2 separate regions of the Homo sapiens genome follow, and region 2 is linked to region 1. A link is a loop called in an ENCODE intact Hi-C map of the cell type or tissue named here. Cell type or tissue: A673. All regions are shown on one strand. Each heading gives the region's core, and the rest is flanking DNA. Links, peaks and the distances in the headings are about the cores only. Region 1 overlaps ALX4 (ALX homeobox 4). Region 2 has its middle 18 kb from the start of ALX4.

Evidence for each region. Hi-C counts contacts between places; a loop is a spot of excess contacts. Peaks named below come from ENCODE experiments on the same cell type or tissue, not always from the same donor. Only the 100,000 strongest peaks of a DNase experiment are listed, where the experiment ranks them.
Region 2: it touches region 1 in a loop (5-fold over the local background); 1 of 110 quality-filtered maps calls a loop at or near these places.

The regions. Positions count from the first base shown.
Region 1 is chr11:44,254,854-44,266,084 of GRCh38, reverse strand. ALX4 (ALX homeobox 4) reads left to right here. Exons shown (of 4, transcript NM_021926.4): 4 at 902-5,645. The coding sequence ends at 1,231. Among named protein-coding and RNA genes, the nearest start is that of ALX4, 50 kb to the left of the region's middle. RefSeq lists an enhancer at 3,773-4,272. In A673, for the core only: no CTCF peak of the experiment used is centred there; no DNase peak of the experiment used is centred there; H3K27ac peaks cover 5,284 bases.
Region 2 is chr11:44,322,428-44,333,658 of GRCh38, reverse strand. No RefSeq gene overlaps it. Among named protein-coding and RNA genes, the nearest start is that of ALX4, 18 kb to the right of the region's middle. In A673, for the core only: CTCF peaks have their summits at 5,710 and 6,811; a DNase peak (open chromatin) is centred at 6,808; H3K4me3 peaks cover 311 bases.

The DNA.
Region 1 (11,231 bases), core at 2,124-10,123:
TGCCTCCCTCGAGTGTGCTCCAGACACATGCAGGAGGGCAGGCCAGCAGAAGCCCACATGAGGTTACCAGGAATCCCGTGTGCATAAGCTGAGAGGTTCCCGGGTCTCCCCCACACCCTAATTCTACCTCCTTATACGTGCCTAGAAGGTAGAGGAAGATGGGAGCCCCAGGTGAACGTTGGGGAGGGAAGGGAAGCCCAGTGGCACAGATGGAAGATAAGATGGCCAACTCATCCCTGCACATGCCCTCGCCCCTTTGGCACGAGGAGGTCCGGTCTCAGATCTGGCTGTCCACTCCTGAGGCAGCCCCTTCCATCCTGAGTTAGTTCTGAAGCCTCCTAGTTCAGGCCCTGGAACCTCAGCCACTGACCCTTGGTTTCTGAGAGGTTTAGGTCCCTGCCGCCCACCTCACCCAACCCCTCCATCTTCCCTGCTACTGGTGGGGGCCCAAGGGAACCTGCGAGGCCAAAGCTCTCCGAGTTGAGGTCTGCTCACCTTGCTCAGGTGCCTATGGATGTGAGGGGCCTGGGGAGGAGCTGGAGGTGAATGAGACACAGCTGCCATCCGCAGATGGAGGCCAAGTCTACAGTTGAGTCTAAAAATAGGAAGCCAGCTGGGGGGTGCTGGGGTGTCACCCTTCCACTGGACCCTTAATGAAGCCTGAGGTCACTCTTTAGAACTGAATTTCCCTCTGCTGCTAGCCTGGCCCTGGGAACAGAGATGCCAAGGTGTAAAAGCCACCCCCACAGGGGTATCTGGATGTCCATCAAGGCTAAACACTCAAGAGGGGCTTCATGGGAAGGATGGACAGTGAGGGGAGAGGTGCTCTGGGGGAAGGGGCGAGCCCCTTCCACACCACACCTGCCCGCCAGCCGGTGACATCTCTCCCTTCCTCTCCCAGATTCAGAACCCGTCCTGGCTCGGCAACAACGGGGCTGCCTCACCAGTGCCAGCCTGCGTGGTCCCCTGCGACCCGGTGCCTGCCTGCATGTCCCCTCATGCCCACCCCCCTGGCTCTGGGGCCAGCAGCGTCACCGACTTCCTGAGTGTGTCTGGGGCTGGCAGTCACGTGGGCCAGACGCACATGGGCAGCCTGTTTGGAGCAGCCAGCCTCAGCCCAGGCCTCAATGGCTACGAGCTCAACGGCGAGCCGGACCGCAAGACCTCGAGCATCGCGGCCCTCCGCATGAAGGCCAAGGAGCACAGTGCGGCCATTTCCTGGGCCACATGACAGGGCACCCCTGCCCCGTCCCCACCTCGGGACACCATGGGCCACGCCCATGTTTTCCAGGCCCCCAGCCTCCCACTCGACTTTCCTCTTAGGAACCTGGCCTGGGCCAGGGGCCTGACCCTCAGCACTTTCAGCCGCCCCAAGTCTGAGGCCCCGTGGACTGCTGGGAGGGAGGGGGCAGCAGGCCCCTGGCCCCTCCCTGGCACTGAGGCCCTGACCCCTGCTCCCGGCCACAGGCAGTGGAGAAAGCCAGGTGGCCACGTTTTTCAGCTTCGCATCCATGATAAGCTGAAAGCGCTTTCTTGCTCCCGCCCACTCCTCTGCTCTGCCTAGTTGACCATGAGTCAATGCTAGATTTCCATGCAGACCCAGCAGCCTCACCAGCCCAGTCTTGTCCATCCTTCCCGCTCCTAGTGGGGTCCCCTGGTCACCAGGCCGGTGGCTGTGTGTCTGAAGCACAGGCTGCCCTGCAGAGCCAGCCTCCTGCCCTCCCATCTTTCTCTCCCTGAAAGCACACGGAATCCGACCTGCTGGGGCCAAGGCGCCAGCCTCCACCTCCCCCCGAACAGTGACGAGTCTGACAGAGCCTGGCTGACTGCATCCTGGCTGTCCCCTAGGCTGGATACACCTGGAGAGAGTGGGCAGAGGATGACAGGAGCTGGAGCCGAGGACCCCTGCTGCCATCTAGCAATGCCAGTCCCCAGGGGAGACACGGGCCAGCCCCTCACTGGACACTATAGGGGAGGAGCCAGACCTGAGGGAGGCTGAGAACACAGATGCCACAAGGGCTCCCATGGTGCTAGAAGAAGGAAAGGTCCTGGGAGAGGGGGAGGCATCCGGGTGGGGCGTGGGCCCGGGCAGTCCTCCCGCTCTCCGGCCTGCCTGGCATCTGGTACAGCGGGGAGGTCTGGGCAGCTTTGTTCTCCATCCAGAGCCCAGTCAGGTTCCCTCCAGGAGGATGCGGAGGGGCTCGTCTCTTCCCTGCCCTACCCTGGCCCCTCCCTGGGGCTGCTCAGCAGTGTCCCGGCATGGAAGGACTCACAACTTCGGAACACATAAGCTAGAGCTTGGGGGCCGGGTGGCAGAGGGTCAAAAGCTGCGTGCAGGCTTTGCTAGAGGACGTGTGGCCATGCTCGGCCTCCAGGCCCTGCTATGGCCTCAAACTGACTGTCCTCCCTGCCATATCTGTCAGTGTCATCGCTGCCCAGAGCCTTCCACGGCAGATGGGGGCTCTGTGTCCCTCCAGGCACTAGGAGGTGTTGCTCTTCTCCACACAGCTTTCCACACTCCGTCCTTACACTTCTTCCACAGGGACCAGGACTCTCTGCCCTCTCTCCAGCCTGCGGAAGGGCTCCTGGCCTGGGCTCCTCGGTGTGGCTTTGCTATTGCAAATGGGGCTGTCAGGATGCCCTCCTGAAACCAGGCTTCCTGCCTCCAGGAAGCGGGGCTCTGTGCCTGCCTGCCCGACCCCTGTAGCTTGGGTCTGGCCCTGAGCCCCAGCCCTCACCTCAGCTGGGAGTACACAGTAACCGTCCAGAGGCAGGCCTGTCAGACCCCAGGTGGGGGGTCCCTCCAGCAGGCAGCGCCCCGCATTGAAGCGCTCGCCTTTTCTACCTTCTCCCTTGATTCCTGTCATGGAGTAGGGCCAGGCCCACTATGCTCAGGGTCGTGGACACAGAAAGGCCTCCTGGGTTGGGCGGAGGGTAAACTTGGTGTTGTTGAATGAGGGTCTCTGGGGTTGGGGGTGACAGTCTCCCGCCTGCCTGGTGTTCTCATCTGCTCTAGAAACCAGGCTGAGGAAGGGTCTGGCTGTGGCCTCCCTTAATGAGTCAGACCTCTTTGTGAACCGTAGCTCTAAAATGGATCTTATAGAGGTGAAAGGGTCTTGGACATTGAATTAAATGTTCTTGGAGGCTTGGCTTTAAGTGTTTCAAATATTTGAGGATTTGGAGTGACTTTTGGGAAGTTTTTTCTAGTTCTGAGGTTCGCTGAAATGACCCAGACTCCCCCAAAATCTAGCCAGGGAAAGGAAGAACTTAAGGCTGGGAACAGTTTCCCCATTTCTCCCCCCTTTCCTTCTGAAATGCTCATGGCTGAGGAAGGATGGGGAAGGAAGGAACTTTCACCTTGGGTCTTTCTCACCCATGAGAGAATCAGGACAAAGAGGAGGAGAGCCAGGTAGCTCCAGAGTGGGCCAGGAGGGAGAGCAAGGGAATCAGGACAAAGAGGAGGACAGACAGGTAGCTCCAGAGCAGGCAGGGAGGGAGAGTGAGAGCTTTAAGGGGGCTCTTCCGCAGTGGCCCCCGGCACTCAGTTCCTCCATGCGTCTGCTCTCTGGCTGGGCTAGACCCAAGTCAGGCAAATTTCAACCCAAAAGCTTGAGAAGAAAAGGCGTCTATTAGAAGACTCTGTGGCTATGGCTGCCTGTCCCAACACACCCAGGAAGTGTCTAGGATTAAACATGCCAATGTGAAACATTCCTGTTCATCTCGTCAAAGGCAGCCACGTACCCCAGGCCTGTCCTCTGTGGCTTGGCCCAGCCCTTGGGGGCCACCTAACCACACTAAGTATGATAGGACCACCGAGTTGGGAGGAAGCTTAGAAACCCTCTAGTTAGTCCAGTCCCTTCACAACAGAGAAGACCCTGGCCCAGAGTGGAGACATGACTGCCCTGACCTGTACTTGCCCTGAGACTAGGCTGAGAGAGGAGCCTGGGACGTGCCACCCAGGGTGTGAGGGCCTGGGCTTCGTTGGCACCAGGGGCGGCCGGTGCTGCATGGAGCTCCCCTCTCCAATGCCTCATGGGCATTCACTCAGCAGCTCAGTTCTCCAGAAGAGAACCTTGGGGCCCAGTCCCTTCCAAGACAGGTGGCTAGGCCCAACCTTCTGCACTGCAGAGCAGGGGGCCACTGCCGTGTCAGCTCCTAGGATGACTGAGCAAGTCAGGGCAGCTGCCCAAGGCCATCTGGAGCTAAAGCTCATGAAGGCAGGTGGAGAGAAGCATCTACCTGCCACGTGGTTCATTGCTATGCGAATAAGCTAAGAGAGGTGAGGATTTCCTTTGGATACCTGCCTAAGATCTCAACAGAGATGGCAACTTAAAAATAAAGTCGTGGGTAGCCGGCAGATGGATGGGCAGCCTCCCCACACTGACAGCCTCCAGTCCCTGCTGGGCACAGGTCTCAGCATGGCAAGGCTTGACACTAAGGTGCTGCTACTGCCCTCCAGATGCCAGCACTACTCCTGGGGCATGGGAGCGAGGGCTCTGGGGGGCACACAGAGAGGCTTGTCTCCAAGGCTGAAATAGCACTTGGAGGACATGGGCTTTTAGAACTTTCCTTGAATTCTTTTAACTATACTTGATTCTCAGCGCTCACTACCGTGCCTCCAGCTTCGGGAAGCACGGTGGCCAGGTTAGCTCAAAGACACTGCGATGGGGTAGGTGCAGCAAGTGTGGGGTGGGTCCCCAGCACACACAGCTGTGATCACACTGGACCCAGCTCCGTGCCCCATCTCCTGTCATTTCGGCTGGGCAGACGAGGGACGCTTCCATGAAAACTACGTACCCTGCTTATGCAGTCATTCCCTCCCTGGGCTAGACAGTGGGGGGCCATCTTCGAGAACCTGAAAGACACGCGGGGGTTCCTGGTCTGTTTCATGGCCCTTACTGTCCAGTGCAAAGGCAAACAGGCCTAGCTGGGGGAGGATGGTTGGTAAACTGGCCCCCAGGATAATACTCTGTGACTATCCAGTTAAAAAATAAGAAGGTGACAATGACCCATCAACCCCACTTCACTTCTTTCAGGATGCTGTAGGGAGGAAAGGTGCTTCCATGACCTAACCTCGGCCTCTCCTTTCTTCCCTCTTCACTCACACACATAGAGCTAGGCCTTTATACTACTGATTTTGAAGGACAGTTTTCAATGTCTAATCATCTGTTTAGGTGTGCAGTGGTTGAAAAAAGAAAGCTGAGTGCTAGAAGGAACATGAACCTCAACCGTTACTTATTGTTCTCATTGTAAGATATTTTAACCCTGTATAAATGCAACTTTTCCTTTAGCTTAATGGCCTGGGGTGGAATATTAAAAATATATATTAAAAATACAGTAAAAATCCAGAAAAATGTAAAAAAAAAAATGAGGTCGGTTCCATAAAGTTTTACTGCCTATACCACCATGTAACTACATTATAGCAAAATATTAAAAGAAACGTTCTTGCCTTTTAAAGTAAGTTATTGCACTTACATCTTTTTTGGGAGAGGAGGAACACGGATGGGAAGGAGATGTAGGGGCCCAGGCATGGGGCAAAATGGAGTGCAGAGGTAGCCGGGCACTCCCAGAACACCCTTTGCTGGCCCAGCCCAAACTGTTTGGTTGTTGTTATTTGCAATAAACTCCTTCTCCTTCCTCCTCTCAACTGGAATCTGTCTGTTTTGTTCCTGACTTGTGACAGATGAAATGTGATCAGAGGGGCCTCTGAAATCTCACATTAATTGAAGTCGGCAAAAAATACTAACAGTGCCCTTTTGAACTGCTGACACAGTACAGAAGGGATTACCAGGGCTAGATGAACAACAGGTGGCCGGCTGATGCTCCTGCACAAAGAAGGGGTGCGTGGCCTGTGAAGGTCTGGGACATACCCAGCCCCCTTGTCCCAGAGGACCTGTCTGCACTGCAGGGAAGCTAGAAGGGGGCAGGGGGTACCAGAACCCACTTCTCAGGCAGCCCAAAGGGTCGCAGCAGCAACTCTTTGCCTCCCCTGCATCTGGGGTGTGCTTGGCACAAACTGTGCCGTGAGGTCTTCACAACCAGCACTGCCAGCCCCTCGGTGCCACTGAGTACCGTTCTGTTCCCAGGGGCTGTTCTGAAAGCAGGAGAGCCAGAGCGCAGAGGTCCAGGCTGCTTGACACCAGGAGCACAGGGTGGACCTCCAGGAGAGGCGGGTCCCAGTTCTGGCTCTGCTACTGAGTGGGCAGGGGAACTGTCCTTCCAGGACATATGGCCAGACAACTTTTAAAGCAAACCTCTGAAGACAAATTATGAAGCAGAAGGAACCCAGGTTCTACTGTCGTATAGGTGTTTCCTTGCTTTCCAGCACGAAGGCGACTCAGGAAGAGGCAGTCAGCCTCCAAGGGACCACTGTGTGGACAGGGAGTCATTTTTGTTGACCAAACCAGCTGAGTCTAAGTTCTCACATCTGAAGGATAGAAACAAGCCCTGTCCCTGCTTAGCTTACCAATGGAGGGGGGAGGATTAAGTGGACAATGTCCATGCATGGGCTTTGTAAGCCGATGTGGCATAGTGACATAAGGGACAATGATTACTCCCAGAGAATGACATCTCCCTCCAGCTCCCAGCTGTGAGTCTGATAAAACAATAACAACAACAACAAGCTCCATTTTATCCTCTCTTTCCAACTATTTGGACATTGTTCTCTTGGAACCACATCTCAGATTTGATACCTGTGTCAGTGCATTCACATTCAGTATAGACCCAACTGGGTTTTAGGTTGACCTGGGCTGGGAGCTTGTTTTTTTAAAAAATGACACCTGTCCTATATTAGGGCTCAGGGTCATGGTAGCACTTGGACACTCCACACCAAATCACTGCCAAGTCACAGGGCAGGAATTGAAGCAGAGAGGGAGAAAAGCCATGTGCAAACCACATGCGAAACCACGGGGTGTTGTCTCTACCTCACACCCCTGCTTCTTCCTGTGGGAGCTGAGCACCCCCCAAATCCTTCAGAGTCCAGATGAGCACCACTGCTGAAGAGGAAGACTGGCCTGATGTGTGACTTAGGCATCACGGGGGATGCAGGTAGCCCACCCCTGGGACCTGTGCCTCCAAGTGGTCTCTGGGGAGAACAACGACAAGGCCAGGGCCAGCAGGGCCTCCTCTGACTGTGGACTACGGCTCAGCCCTTCACTGGGTCTGACCACCCAGCACAGCTTGTTGTTCCCCAAGCCATCTAGGCCTTTTCACCTGGCCACACCACTGGACTTGCTATCTCTTCTTAGAATGCCTCTATCTCCTCCCTAGATCCCCTCCAATGCACCCAGCCACTCTGCAGTGTATCCTCCAAATGATAGCACCCTCTGTGAAGCTCTTTCTTAAGCCCATGCCCTCACCTCAACTTCCACCCCTAGGTCAAAGGCTGCCCCTCTGGCCTCCACAAAACTGTTTGTGTCATAATACCATGATGGCACATGATACCGTATATCTATTTATCCATCTGACTTCCTCACATCCCAAAGAGGAGACAGGCTGTGTTCACATCCGAATGCCTGAGAGAATAAGAATGTTAGGTAATGTGCGAATGAGTGAATGAATGGGAAGGTGAGAATAAAGAGATGCTCTGTTTTGATTAAGGGTGGGAGGAGGGAGGTCAGAGGACACTCAGGGATTCGTTTTACAGACAGCTGGAAGCTGACTCAGCCCACTAGAGATCTTCCTGGAGTGTCAGAGCCTCTGCTTGACCATGAACCTCATCCACCCCATTCCTCCAGGGTTCACATGCATTCAAGATGAGCTGTGGCCACGGCAGTAAACCTGGCCTGTTTATTTAGTGTTGCCGGGGTTGGGACAGCACTGGTCAGCACCAGGCCAGCTCCCCAAGATGGCGCAAGAGGTCCTGTGTCCAAGAGTGCACATCTGGAAGCTTCTCGACTTGTCCCTGGGCTCAAAGCCCACTTTCTCCAGCATCCCTGGATAATCCTCATGCCCTTAAGCCCTCCACTCTCAACTCCAGCTTCAGCGACTGGCTGAAGACAGCTCCTTTCCTGCCTTGGTGCCAACCCCAGCAGAAACCACTCTTGCCTTCAGCTCATCACCAATCCCATTGTCCCAGGTCTTGCTACAGGCAACACAGCCAACCCCAGGGCTCCACAAGCTGGCTGGGCCATGTGACAGCAGAATCTTCAATCTGGCGAGCAGGGCGTGGAGTGGTGGTGGTACCTCTCCTTCCACAGGTCTAGACTTGCATGCTCAGCAGCTAAGGAACAATAGGCTCTCCACAAATAGCCAGTTCCCCAAAATAGGGCTGACGGCAAACTGTGTATGTGCACAAGTGAGAAGATGCAAGTTAGCGCCAGAAGACAATGGGGTGTGAGAGTTGAAATTTTCCCAGGAATTCTGTGTGATTCCAAACAGATTTTTTTTTAAGCTCAACAAAGACCAACAGGCTTGAGGAAGGGCAAACCTCCACAGGGAGCTTCAATTTATGAGCATGTGTACACCATGTGTTAAGGTGTTGCCTTAACTAGTTGGGAGAAAACCCACTGTACTGCCTGCATGAGATCTGCCCGGAACCCCAATCAGGATGTGGTTCTTAGATGTGCAGAGGACACAGTGTTCTTGCCTTGCCTCCTGGGATTTCTCTTTGGTTGCATCACAAGCCCCCTCTCCATCCCTTCTCTGTCCTCTACCCACAGCGTACCTCTGTAATTTCCAGGCGCTTCTGGAAAGGAAGGGGCTCCCTGTAGCTATGATAGTAGGGCCAAGCTACACCATGGGAAAGAATGAAAATAAATGAGAGTGTGTATGTGTGTGTGTGTGTGTGTGTTGAGAGGACAGGGGAAGGGGATAAAAGCCTAAGGAAGAATGAAACACAAGGCAAACCATAGCTCTTCTCCAAGATAGGTATGGACAGAAAGCACTGTCCAGTTGAAAGCATGGGAGAGCACTGGCCAGGAACCCACGTGGTGAAGCAAGAGACAGGAGACATGAGTTTAAGATCTGACTTTGAAACTTACCTCTGTCACCTTCGGCAAGCCACAAAAATGCTTTCATTTTCAATTTTTTCTTCTGTAAAATGGGGATAGCCAACTGTTTCCTGCTTATCTCATCAGGTGGTTACAAAGTCCAAAAGTTAAAATATTTGAAAATAGTGAAGAGTTGTACAGTGGGGGAATCATGCACACTGGAGGCTGGGAAGGCCAAAGGGTTGACTTCCATCCAAGTGGCTAAGGGCAGGGTGCCAAACATTGGATAACTGCTTCACAAGAGTGACACCATACTATGGAGCACTGGGAACATCCGATATTATGTTTATCAGATGGGCGGGGGTGGGGAGGCAGTGAGGGACCTGGGGGAGAGTAGTGTATTAATCTGCTTGGGCTGCCATAACAAAATACCACACAGTGGGTGGCTAACAGACATTTATTTTCTCCTAGTTCTGGAGGCCAGAAGTCCGTGATCAAGGTGCTGGCAAATGTGGTTTCTGGCCTCTTTCTGGCTTATGTTAATAGAAGACTGCCTTCTGTGTCCTCACATAGCCCTTCCTCTGTGTACACATGTAGATAGGTCTGGTGCCCCTTCCTCTCTTAAGGACACCAGTCTTATTGGAGTAGGGTTCCACATTTGTGACCTCACTTAACCTTTATTACCTCTTTAAAGGCGCTATCTGCAAATGCAGTTACATTGGGGGTTAGGGCTTCAGTATATGAAGGGAGGGCACACAACAAGCAGTGTGGCTGGTATGTGTTATAGGGGTGAGAGGAAGGCACAGAAATGGACAGGGGGCTGCTTTTCCCATCCCCATATCCAAAAGGGTCTCAGCATTCCCAGCAGCCTATCTGGTTCAGTGCCCTTTCACTTTCTACCCAGGCTACTGCTAAGTGGTTACATCTAATTCCCAGTCTCTCCCTGGTCCACTCCATCAATAATAGGGATGCCAAAACCCAGCTCTGATCCATCCTTTACCAGCACATTAACCTGAACACCTTCACACAGCCTACAGACTGGAGTTCCGGCTCTTTCATATAGCCCTCAACTCCTGTTCAGCCTTGCTGTTTCTAATTCCCCAGTCTGGGCTCTGTGCTCCTGAAAACCTAGGACATCCTTTATATTTTCCCATCTTCTTGTTTCCTTTCACTCCCCTCAGGTCGAATGCCTGCCCCAACATGCATCTCTATTTGCTAAGGATTTTGCAATTATGTTCAGGAGGGTTATCGGTCAACACACCCCTGTCCACCTAATGCCCATCTTCATATATTAACTCTTCACAGCCCCTTCAAGTGCTACCTCTTTGACCAAGTCAGAAATAATCCTACTCTCCCTCCACAGTGGGGAATGTGTGCAATTTGCCCTTTGTCATGCACTGCCTTATACAGCAGATAGGACTATAACTGATTAATCTCCTGTGTTTATCAATTCAACGATGAGTTCCTTGAAGGTGGAAAAGATGTCTCCTTTGCCTGTTTATCTGAAGCACCTGGCACGGCATCCCTCACATGGCCAGCATTTAATAAATGTCAGCCGCCTTGCTGGCAAGTCTGCATTCCATACCAAGAACGCACCAGACTGAGGCAATGGGACTGGAGGCATTCTAGATCCTGAGGCCCTAAGTAAACACCCAGGTTAAGGAAGGAAAGATATACCAGTCCAGGATAAAACCAAGGAACTGAGAAGATGATATTTTTTAACCATCAGCTTTTTTTTCTTTTTTAAATCAACACTTCATACATATAGTATGTACTCTTTTGTGTCTGACATTTTTTTTTTTTTGCTCACCTGTTTTGGAAACTCATCCATGTTGTGTCACTCAGTAGTTCAGTATTTGTATTGCTGAGCTGTATTTCATTGTATGGATATACCAGAATTTGTCTATCCATTCATCTGCTCTTGAACATTTGACTTATTTCCAGCTTTTGGCTATTCTGAATACAGCTGGCTATGGACATTTGTGTGCAAGTTTTTGTGTGGATATGTTTTCTACGTTTTTTTTTTTTCTTTAAACAATCCCGGTATGGAATTTTGTCAAATGCTTTTTCTATATCTAGTGAGACAATCACACAAATATTCTCTTTTACTCTATTGTGAATTACATTGATTTTCCAACATTCAGCCAACTTTGTATTCTTTAGTCTTGCTGTATCAATCTGCCAATATTTTGTTAAGGATTTTGCATTTATGTTCAGGAAGGCTACTGGTCTGCAGTTCTCTTCTTGTAAGGTTTTTATCTGGCTTTGGTATCAGGGTAATAATGGCCACTTAAAATTAAT
Region 2 (11,231 bases), core at 1,479-9,478, 68 kb before region 1:
CCCCAACTTATCCTTTTTGCTTGAAGAAGAACTAAATTCTTACAGAAAAAAAATAAGGAGCAGGGAGACAATAACTATTACACCAGTTTCAGTAGCAAGACCAGCAGCAATTTTCCCTAAGGTCACTGATAAGAGTTGAGTCACACCAGCGTTGCCTCATCCTGGCTGTGTAACCTTGAGCAAATTGCTTTACCACTGTGAACTTCGGTTTCCTCATCTGTTAAGTAGAGATAATTCTAGCTGTCTAAAATGGGATCAAGTATGTCCAGGACCTAGTGATCAGTCTTCATAGAGGCTTAAAGAAAAATTGTTCCAGTGAGAGCACATGGACACGGGGAGGGGAACAACACATACTGGGGCCTGTTGGGGGAGGGTTGGGGCGGAGAGCATTAGGAAAAATAGCTAATGCATGCTGGGCTTAATACCTAGGTGATGGGTTGATAGGTGCAGCAAACCACCATGGCACACATTTACCTGTGTAACAAACCTGCACATCCTACACAAGGACCCTGAAACTTAAAAAATAAAATTTTTTTAAAAAAAGAAAAATTGTTCCCTTTCCTTTTCATCCCCAAACCTTAGCAGCCCTTCCATACTTAAAATCAATTGCTGCGTTTAGGCTTTCATCCTTTTTAAAATGTGTGGTTATTATCAGGGGTGTCTTTCTTTGTCATAGCCAAATCCCACTCATTTTTAGTTTACCAACCACAGCAGACTCTTGCTGATTTCAGACCTTCCTTCTCCCTGGAGACCCCTCTTTGGTTCCGGTGCCTTAGCGTGAGGATTCTCCATTTCCCAGGGCAAAAATCCTGTTGCTCTGAGCCCCTGCAGTCCCAACACCCAGAGCTCTGTACTCAGGCCCCTAAGTCATTAGCAACAAACACTGGCTGACTTAGCAACAATTTAGCAGCAAACGCTGGCTGAGTGCCTACTGTGTGTGGTTACTGCACTGATTTTTGGGAATCCAGGTGTGGAACTGAGAGACGGGGCGGGCTCTGGATCCCATGTTCTGGTGGGCACATGGGATGTAAGGCAACGGGAGCTGCTTTATTTCTTCAATAGTGAGTCTGCTCTGAATAGGGGGTGTGTGCACACAAACCCCACTCCACCGCCTGGCTAACCTTGGACAAGTCCTTTCACCTGTCTAAGCCTCTGTATTCCAATAGTCTATTAAGAGCGTCCTATGGGGCTGGCTCTGTGCTGGGTTCCGGGGTTAGAAAAGCCAACAAGACCCAACAGCCCCCCTTTGGAGTCTAGTGTGAAAGTCAGGGGATGTATACATTACTTTAGTTGTGAGGGAAAGAATAAAGTCCAGCCCCTCCCACCCTCCAGGGTGCCCTGACTGCCTTAGCTAGCCCGGTCTGGCCCCATCCTGAACAGAAGAGACATGAAGGAGGAGGTGGGAGTAGAAGGAATAGTGGGAGGCCTCAAGGCATTCGGTCTACCTGTCCAGGAGGTGCTTCTGAGTGTGGGAGGCAGGGACAGTGGCAGAGGAGCCCAGATGCTACTCTTCCTGAAAGCCATTTCATTTGATATCCCCATAAAGATGGAGACAGTGACAGTCTGGGTACAACTGACTTGAAGAGATGGTAGCCCCAAGCCTGACCCCATTCCCATGGTATAGACCCAAGGCCAGCCAGGCGTGGTGGCTCACTCCTGTAATCCCAGTACCTTGGGAGGCCGAGGCAGGTGGATCGATTGAGCTCACAGGTTCAAGACCAGCCTGGGCAACATAACAAAACCTCAACTCTACAAAAAAAAACAAAAATAGTAGCTGGGTTTGTTGTTGCATGCCTGGAGTCCCAGCTACTTGGGAGGCTGAGGTGAGAGGATGGGTTGAGCCTGGGAGGCCGAGGTTTCAGTGAGCACTCTAGCCTGGGTGATAGAGTGATATCTTGTCTCAAAAGAAAAGAAAAGAAAAGAAAAGAAAGTCGCAAGGCCTTCCTCCTGTGCCCCCAAATCTGCCCCATGCTGCCTCGTCTCTCATTTGGGAGCTGTGTTAACTTCCAGGCCTTGGCCCATTTCCCAACCAGGACATGTGGAGTATACTGTTTTCCAACAGCAATGCTCACATCCCTACCTCTAGACTTTGGTTGGCTTCTGGTGTAATCAGCTAGGTGCATATATTATTTATGGACAAACTCATAATCCTCTGTATCTGTACACGCACGTGTACACACACATGCCCCAGATAGAGTGAATGCTGAATAAATATTTTCTGGATGGAACTGCTGAAGAGATATATACTTATGCATCTGTTGTGAATATATCAGGATGCAATGTGCACAGAGAGACACATATGGTTTTATATACAAGGTTAGAGATCAGTTTATATGAGTGTATACACATATATAACTTTATTTCCAGTTGGCATCAGGCAGTCAGCTGGCATCTGGTATAAACTAACTGTTCATTCAGTTGGTACAAGCATGTAATCTGTGTGTGCACAGAGTGAAATATATGACTGGTATTTTTTTCCTTTTCGTGAAAGTGCTGAATACAAAACTTGTGATACTTTTAATAAAGTATCACATAGATTAAATAATTATGATCAACTTTTAACCAAACCACAAACTTAGAATTTCCAAAATCAACCATAAAAAAATAATAGGGGAGCTGTCAGTCTCTCCGTAAGCAACGGTGAGCCCATCTCTAAAGAATGACTGTAGTTAAACAGTGGAGTCAAATTCCACTGCCATTTACTGAACCGCTTCATGTTTGTATACATCGTTTCATTTAATCTTCACAATACCCTGTGAACCAGGTTTTATCATCCTTACTGCAAGACAAGGAACTGAGGCTTGGAGAAGCTAGCGACCTACCCACGGGAAATCAGCACATAGGGAAGGGAGCCTGTTTACTCATTGCCCAGGTCTGCCATAACAACGTACTCAACTGGGTGGCTTGAAACAACAGAACTTGTTCTCCCACAGTTCTGGAGGCCAGGAGTCCAAATCAAGGGGTCAATGTTCTCTCTCCAAAGACTCGAAGGGAAGAATCCTTCCCTGCTCCTTCTAGCTTCTGGTGTTTGCCAGCAGACCTTGACGTGCCTCGGCTTGTTGATCTACCACCCCAGGCTCTCATCTCCCCCGCACGTCTGTGTCCACGTTCTCCCCTTCTTATAAGGAGACCAGTCGCTGGATTACAGCCCACTCTAATCCAGCAGGACCTCGTCTTAATGAGTTACATCTGCAGCAAAGACTCTATTTCCAAATAAGGCCACCTTTGAAAGTTCCAGGTAGACATGAGTTTGGGGGAACATTATTCAACCCCGTACAGCTGGGAGCTGAACTCACATAATAATATAATATAATCCCACACTCCTGTGCTTCCCAGTGGGTCCTGGGCCCAAGTCCTCTGTTTCAAGGTTAGGGGCAGCAGCAGTGCCCTCTACCTGTCCCTCCCTCTAGGTCAGGGTTATGCATAGTCTAGAGGAGCACAAGCCACAGGCTACCCTTCCTTGGAGCTGTGTCCCCGCTGCACAGGGGGATACTTACACACACCAAAGCTCTGGCAGCGGGGCAGAGAGGAGGCATAGGACCCTTGGTGGTAGCTGACCTGGAGGCATCCTCTGAGACTTCTGCCCCTGCACCAGCCTCAGCCTGTGGTCCCTGCAGGTCCCCTGAAGCCAGCTCCCTCTTCACACACACCTGCTCCCCTCTCCCTAGGGCCACACCCAGGAAGCTGCAGGGAAAACCTCACAGATCTAGGAGCTGGAGTCACAGCTGGCACTTGGCCTGACGCCCCAAGTGGGCTTGGGCTCACCTAGGGAAAGCTTACAGCTCTGGCCACTGCTGCTGCCTAGGAAAAGCCAAGGAGAGAAAGCCAGGCAGGCTTCATCCCCTGGGTAGCCCCCAAAGGACTTTCCTGGGGGTCCCCCACAGGTGCCTCACAGCCCTTGGCCCCTGGAGGTGCCTGTTCCACTCCTTTTGCTCTAATTACCCATGGTCTGGTCGAATTTGTTATCAGTGTCACTACCACAGCAATGAAGGGTGGGTGTCCGGAGCTGACTGCTAACGCCTGCCTCCTGAGCCTGGCACTTACTAGCTTGGGTGACTTTGACTTCTCTTAGCCTCAGTTTCCTCTTTTGTTAAATGGGCACAACAACAGTACCAGCCTCACACTGTGGTGAGAATTTGGCAAGTTTCTGCACATATAATGCCTGGCACCTAACGGTTACGTGGTAACATCCCTCATGTGTGAGGCTTCATCATCATCACCTTCACTATCCTACAACAGTGGTTATTACGGTGAACTGACTTGCAACCTGCCTGGGGAATGAGACACATATTCTGGTTCACAGAGTTACTGTGGTTGCCGTATGTGGAATTGTTTTTGCAGAATTAGATTTTTTAAGTTAGTTAATTGAGCCACCAGCTCTCCACACCAGAGGTTCCCAGCTCTGGCCCTTGGGAGCTGTGTGACTTGGGCTTCCGTTTTCTCATCTATATAGTGGTCCCTCCCTTTCTTCCCAGATTGTGGCCAGGAAGAAAGGAGAAGGTAGCTATTATCACCATCTGCCCGGGAGCCTCAATCATGTCTGATCACTCACCTGGGCCTCCATTTCCATGTCTGTGAGATGGGTGATGACTCCTATCCAGAGCTTTTGGAATAATTTGAGGCAGTGAGCAAATGTGTGCCTGGCACAATAAATGGTGTCAGATATTACTGTGTTTTTAAATGATTTATTTAACTTTTATTTTCAGTTCAGGGGTACATGTGCATGTTTGTTATACAGGTAAACTTGTGTCATGGGGGTTTGTTGTACAGATTATGTGGCCACCCAGGTATTAAGCCTAGTGCCCATTAGTTATTTTGATATTACCATTCAGGATCAGTTTACCTGTGGAGGTAAATGCACAGAAGCTCCAGGTAATGGCCTCTGGAGAGGGGAATATTGGCTAGCTGAGTTAAGAGGTGACTTAACTCTGACCCTGCCCCTCCCCTAAAGCCCCTCTGCCTTCTAGTTAGTGTCTATAACAGGGGGTCCCACATAGAGTGCCAAACGGGGAGTCTCTGGCTGGAACCAGGCACTGCCAAGAGCACGGGCTTGATCTCTGGAAGCCCAGAAGGAGAGTGAGAGGAGGATGCAAAAGCATGCCCCTAAGGAGTAAGTGCTCATAAATTCATTGGCGAGTAATTTATGGCAGCCAAGTATAACACCTAATGCCTGCCAGTGTGAGAGGTTAATAGGGAAGGTTAAGGAGCACCTGCCGGCTGATTTATGGGCCTGGCCAGCGGCTTTCATCCTGGCCGAGGCTCTGGCTCTGGGCCTGGGGGAGAGGAGGGGAAGGGGCCAGGCCAGGGTGAAGGGGCAGGGAGGGAAAGTGGGGGAGAGGGAGGGTCCAGAGAGAAGTGCAATAAGAGAGTGGGGAGGGAACCGTGTAGAAAAAAAGACAGGAGGGAGCAAGGCAGGCAATAGCAGTAACATCCTCCACACCCCCGCAAGGAGGCGGTGATGGGAATCGTCCACTCGGAGGCCCAGGGGCTTGTCTTGTCTGTGACCCTCATAGGGTCAAAAGGGTTTGCATCCATCAGCGTCACCAGAAAAACAAAATTGAACAAGTACATTCAGTGATGTGAACTGGGGCACGACTTATGTTTGCAAAGAATGAGACAAGTCATCAATTTCCTCATCAACATAAAATTATTATCTGGGGCCAGGACCATACGGGAGACAGAAGGCATTGAGTCCAGCCACATGGCGGCACCATTACTGCTCAGTGCCCTCATCTGTAGGTGGCGATGGATGCCTGCTTTCAGGAGTGGTTTTGCGCATTCAATGAGATTCCAAGGGTGAGGACACTGGCCATGGTGTCTGGCCTGAAGAGGACGAGATGCAAGAGAGTTGGGTCTGACGTTACTGCTACTGCCTTCCTTGCTCCTTCCTATCTCTTTTTTTCTACGCCATTCTCTCCCGACTCTCTTATAGCACTTCCCTGGACACCAAGGCCAGGCTTTTAAAGTTGACATCAAAAACAGCAACTAGCAGCTGGCATAGCCTTCAGTCACTCCGGGGATCTGGAGGAGCCATCACAGTGTGTCTGGACATACATCCAGGCTGGACATTTGGGCTGGCACCCCGACTGGCCTCCTAAAAGAGTCAAGCTGACTTTGTCAAAATCGGAAAGATTAAATACAAGGAATGTTGCAAGGATTTTTTAGATGATCTTACAGGTATATATTCACACATAACTGGCCACCCCATTGTCCTCAACACCAGATCCAGAATTCCCTGAGATCCCAGGGCAGCGTCATAGGGATGATGGTTACAGCAAGAAACCCAGGCCCCCACACACTCAGCACTTTCCCACCCACCAGCCCACCCTGTCCTCCTGGCTTCCCGAAGGGCAGTGTCACTATGAGGAACCTGGGCTCAGAGGGGCCGAGCAACTTGCCCAAGGTCGCACAGCCAGTGAGTGTGTGCAGAGCCAGGAGGCGACGCCAGTTTCTCGGCCCCAGGCTCAGGGCTTTCCCCATGTGCATTGCTGTATTTTCCCAGAGGTCCTCGGCAACACACATTCCAGGGAGGTGGGGAGGGGCAGGGACAGCCCCACTGGGCACACTTCCAGGGTGCTCCCACCCTCACCCCAAGAACTAGCCAAGAACTAGCACTCCCTGGCCTGGCTCCTTCCCGCTCTGTTCTCTGTGTCTCTCCCTCACCCCTTTGCGTTTTCTGCCCCTGGGAGTGTCGCCCCACATCCTGTTCTGCCCATACAAACACCCATTCCCCAAAAGTGGAGGTTGGGGAAGCTTTTCCTGATTCATAGCTTCTGGTTCCCCTGAGACCATCCCACTCACCTCCTGAGGGAGGAGCCATGCTCACAGTCTTGGGCTGGGCTGTGAGTATTCCCTCCCTCCCTCCACACACACGCCTTCATGAACACAACCTCCCACGTGCACGTGAACACACACATGCAGACATGTGCACACAGGTAGAGAACACACATGCACACAAGTTAATCCTTGAAAGTCAAGCCAGTGCATAGCCCCTCCAGACATGAGCCACAAACCAAAAAACAACATCCAGAAGTCGCTTGAAATTTCATTCAAATGTTCACTGCAGATTCACAAGAAAAGGACTATTATATTTATCTATTCGTTACATATTATAATTTACATATTCACAGATAACACGGAGAAACACCTTAGAGACTGTCCTCCCTCCCCCCCAGGCACCGAGGATGGCAGGTGCCCTCCCAAGTCTCTTCTTCACTCCCACAACCCCAGCCTGCACCTTCCCCTTGCTGTACTTTTTCCTGCTTCCCATGAGCTCTGCAGCCTTTCCCATATTAAATGAGGCAATTTTTCCAGCTTCTCTGCCCCTCACCCTCCCTTCACAATTACTCTGATCCACAGCGGGGTGGGGTGGAGGTGGAGTAAGAGGACATCAATGCTCAGGCCTTAGTATTTTACACACAAACACACATGCACACACACACACACAGTCTTAGAGGATACCTCCCAGCTTGCCAATCCCTGGCTCTCAAGGCAATCACACCCTGTGTTCAGTCCTAGCCCTCATCCCTTCCTTCTGCCCACCAGGCTTCCAGGCTGCCATGCTGCATTGGCGGGGAGGAAAACTGGATGTGGCATCCTAAGTCCTGGCCCAGTTTCTGCTTTACCACTTCCTAGCCATGTGAGTCCAGAGCGGTCCCTCAGACACCCTGGAAAGCCACGTGTCTGCAAAGCCAGACCTGCATGGGCTTTACAGCCAGATCCAGACTTGAATGCCAGCTCTGCTGTGTTTTTGCTGTGTGTCTTTAGGCAAGTGCTCAACCTCTCTGAGCTTTGATTTCTTCATTATAAAATGGTGTATAATGACAATGACCTGACTGGTTGCTGTAAAAATTACAGAAAATAAGATTGTAGGATCATGAATACAAATATTCAGGAGACGTTTCTTCAAACATAAGAAGGGCAGCAAGTTTTCATCGTTGAAGAGGCCTCTGTTTCCAACAGGATATTCAGCACAAGGGAAGTCAGATGAGTGAGACGAGGTGGTTGTGGAGCAGAAGAACATCACAGATTTTACTCAAACGTTCAGGGTTAGAGTCCCAGCTCTGCTCTTCCTGTGTGCCTTTCGTCAAGGCTCCTGGCCTCTTCTCAGCCTTAGTTGCCTTTTCTGCAAGACGGGGATGATCGTAGTATCCTCCTATAAGACAACTCTGAAGATTTCCGTTCATTCAGGCAAAAAAGTTCATATTCACTGAACACTTGTTCTGTGTTAAGCTCTCCTCCAGGCCCTGGAGACAGAGCAGAGCAAACACATGATTCCTCACATTACAAGAACAGATGAGTAAACAAATACATAAACCAGGTAACTGCAGCTGGTGCCGAGTGCTCTGAAGAATTAAAGCAGGTGGGGAGGGAGCTAACTTGGATTGGGTGGCCCAGAAGAGGGAATCTATGGAACAAGCCCAGAATTGGGTCTGGCTCTTAATGGGTACTAAGTAAATACTACTGACTGTTAATTATTACTAATGGTCAGATATGCAGCTTGATCTGCAAGGGCTTCTGGGAGTAAGCAGGAGTTTGCCTGACAGCCACAGGTCTTGCTGCCCTCAGTTTGACAAGGGAGAGATGTCTGAGGGATGGCGCCACCAGGGTAAAGGCCTGGCTTGCTTCAGCTGCCATGCTGTTTCTGGACATTCCCGCGCCTCCTCCTCCTCCAGCCTCCATCGGGCTTTCATTTCCTCAGGCGGAGGCTGAGCGCCAGCCCCTGCTGCCAGCCTGGACTGAACATCAGAGACCAGAACCATTTGCCGCGGGTTTCACGGGGTGTAAAGTGCTCAGCACCCATTAAAGCTAGAGGGGCAGCAGGGTGGGGGCTGAGATATTGCCTAAAAGGCTCAGAAACACTTCTTTAGAAAGAGCCAAGATCAGCCCTGATCCCTGGCTTTGCCCTGGAACTGTTTATCTCAGCTTTAAAATGCCATGGGCCAGGCTGAGAGCTTGTAAAAAGGGAAAATGCATATTGTCCTCATGGAGGAGGAGTGAGGTGGTCTCCCTGAGAGCTCCCCAGTACAGGCAATGCAGCTTTCTGCCAGTCCATCCATCTAGAGCAGCTATTAGGCACCATCTGTGTGTAGACCCTAAGAGGCACTGCAACATCAGATACAGTATCTGCTTGTTGGATACCCAGGGAAAGAAGGATAAGGAAAAACATTTAGACGTGCCTACTGTGTGCCAGCCTTTCTCATCATTTCCTTCAATCCTCAAATAATGCATCAAGACAACCATTACCTCCTCATTTATCAAATAAAAGAAAACAGAAGCCCAGAGAGGTTAAGTAACTCACCTGAGGTTGCACAGCTAATAAGTGGCAGAAGTGGCAGAGGGAGAATTTGAACCCTTGATGGAGGAACACTTTTCCTCCACAGAGAAAGTGAAGGAAGGGCAAGGGATGGAGGTAAGTGGAGGAAGGACACCCCTGCCCAGCCAGCTGACTATGTCCAGGGATCAAAGAGTGGCAGGTGTACAGCCAGGTACCCTCCTATCCTGGAAAGTGACAGTGGAGCGCTAACCTGAGCCAAGCATTTCCCATGACCTTTCTCAAATAACCCCACCCCCGACCCAATTACTAAAGTCCCCAGTGTACCGATGAGAACACTGAGGCCCTGTGCCAATAAGCGGCAGAGCCCAAATCATTCTGATTCCAGTGTCTGACCCACTCACTACCCATGTGACTCACAACCATTGTGTTAAGTGTCACCCTCCATGTCTGAGGCACTTTGCAGTTTACAAGCTAATAATGTTTTTTCCATTCATTATCTCCACTTATGATTTGAGCAAGCCTTGGGCAAAGAAGAGGGCATCACCCAGAGCTCAGGCTCGCATCAGTGGCCCCACGGAAAGGCAAGCAGGAAGGGCTGGGAGTTGGTAAGAAGGAAGGGTTGATGGTGGGAGGACACAGGGGAGGCTCCACAGCCAAGGGACAGGAAGCTTGGCCGTAAGCAGCCATGAGGCTTTGAGACCCTTAGTCTCAACCTTCCAGGAAGCAGCCCTTACATCTTTGGCAGCCCTCACCTTTCCTTCTGACCTGGTGCCAAAGGAACAGACTACATGACCTAAACAACCTCTCCTCTGGCCTGTGTCCTTGGTATAAGAAATCTGGAATACGAAACCTGTGAACGAGATGGGGCTTGTGAACTGATTTCCATCTGATTTTAAACCATTCAGATCCAAAGGGGAAAATAATGAACCATTCCCATAACAGCTGCCTTCATGGCAGTAACTCAGATATAACGAAAGGGAATTCTCCAACCAGTTCTACTTAATTCATTTGTTCCTTCCTTCCTTTCTTCATTCATTCAACATTCCTTGCTCTGAGTCTGTTCTAGCCAACATCTACATTACAGGTGATGGGTGGAGAGAATGAACACTGTTCAGGGGAGGGGCACATCACTCCAGTAGAGAAGATTAAGAGGAAACTTCCAGAAGATGAGGCTTGAGCTATGCCTCCAAAGCTGCTGGGGAGAAGGGAGAAGGGCATTTTAGGCAGAACATTCCAGAAACCCTCTGGGGACCCATCTTGGCAGGACCCAGCTGGGGCCTAACCCCAGCTACTTCCTGGAGCTGAGGCCACTAGCCCTTCCTGATAAGGTGTCATGATTTCCTTCCTTCCTTTCCAAGTGTTGGCTCCCCAATTTGTAGGGACTTTATTAAAAACACACAGTTAATGGTTAGGAAAGAGGAGGCATTTTTGCTTCTCTCTCCCCACCCCTCCCCACCCTGAGCCCCCACTCTGGCTGGAATGTAGCCATCAAAATAAACATTAAATGCAAAATGCCATAGCTGAGTTATTACTTGTGAGGGTGCTGGGAGAAAAATTTATAGCAACATTACAGTGTTTTGTTAAAAATCTCTTAATGCACCAAAATGGGAAGGTGTGTGTGTTTTTTATTAAAATGTTACACTCTATAAATCCGATCTGCAGGAAGGACACAGGTGGCGACCCAGGGACTCAGCTGAGGAAGCTGTCACTTCTATCTTCGGAGCCGTCCTCATCCTTGGCTCTGGAAGTAGCCTTTCCCCAGCCTCTCCTCCTCCATACCATCTCCCTTTCTTTGAGAAAAAGTTTACTCCTCCCTTACCACCAAGGGAGGAGAAGCCACGAAAGGGTGTGACGATCTTTGTGCAACTTCCCAATACACTCGGGGTCTGGCGAAAAGTTGCAATTTTCTTAAAAAGCCTCTCTGAGCAATAGAGTCCCCCACAGCGCCCTTATG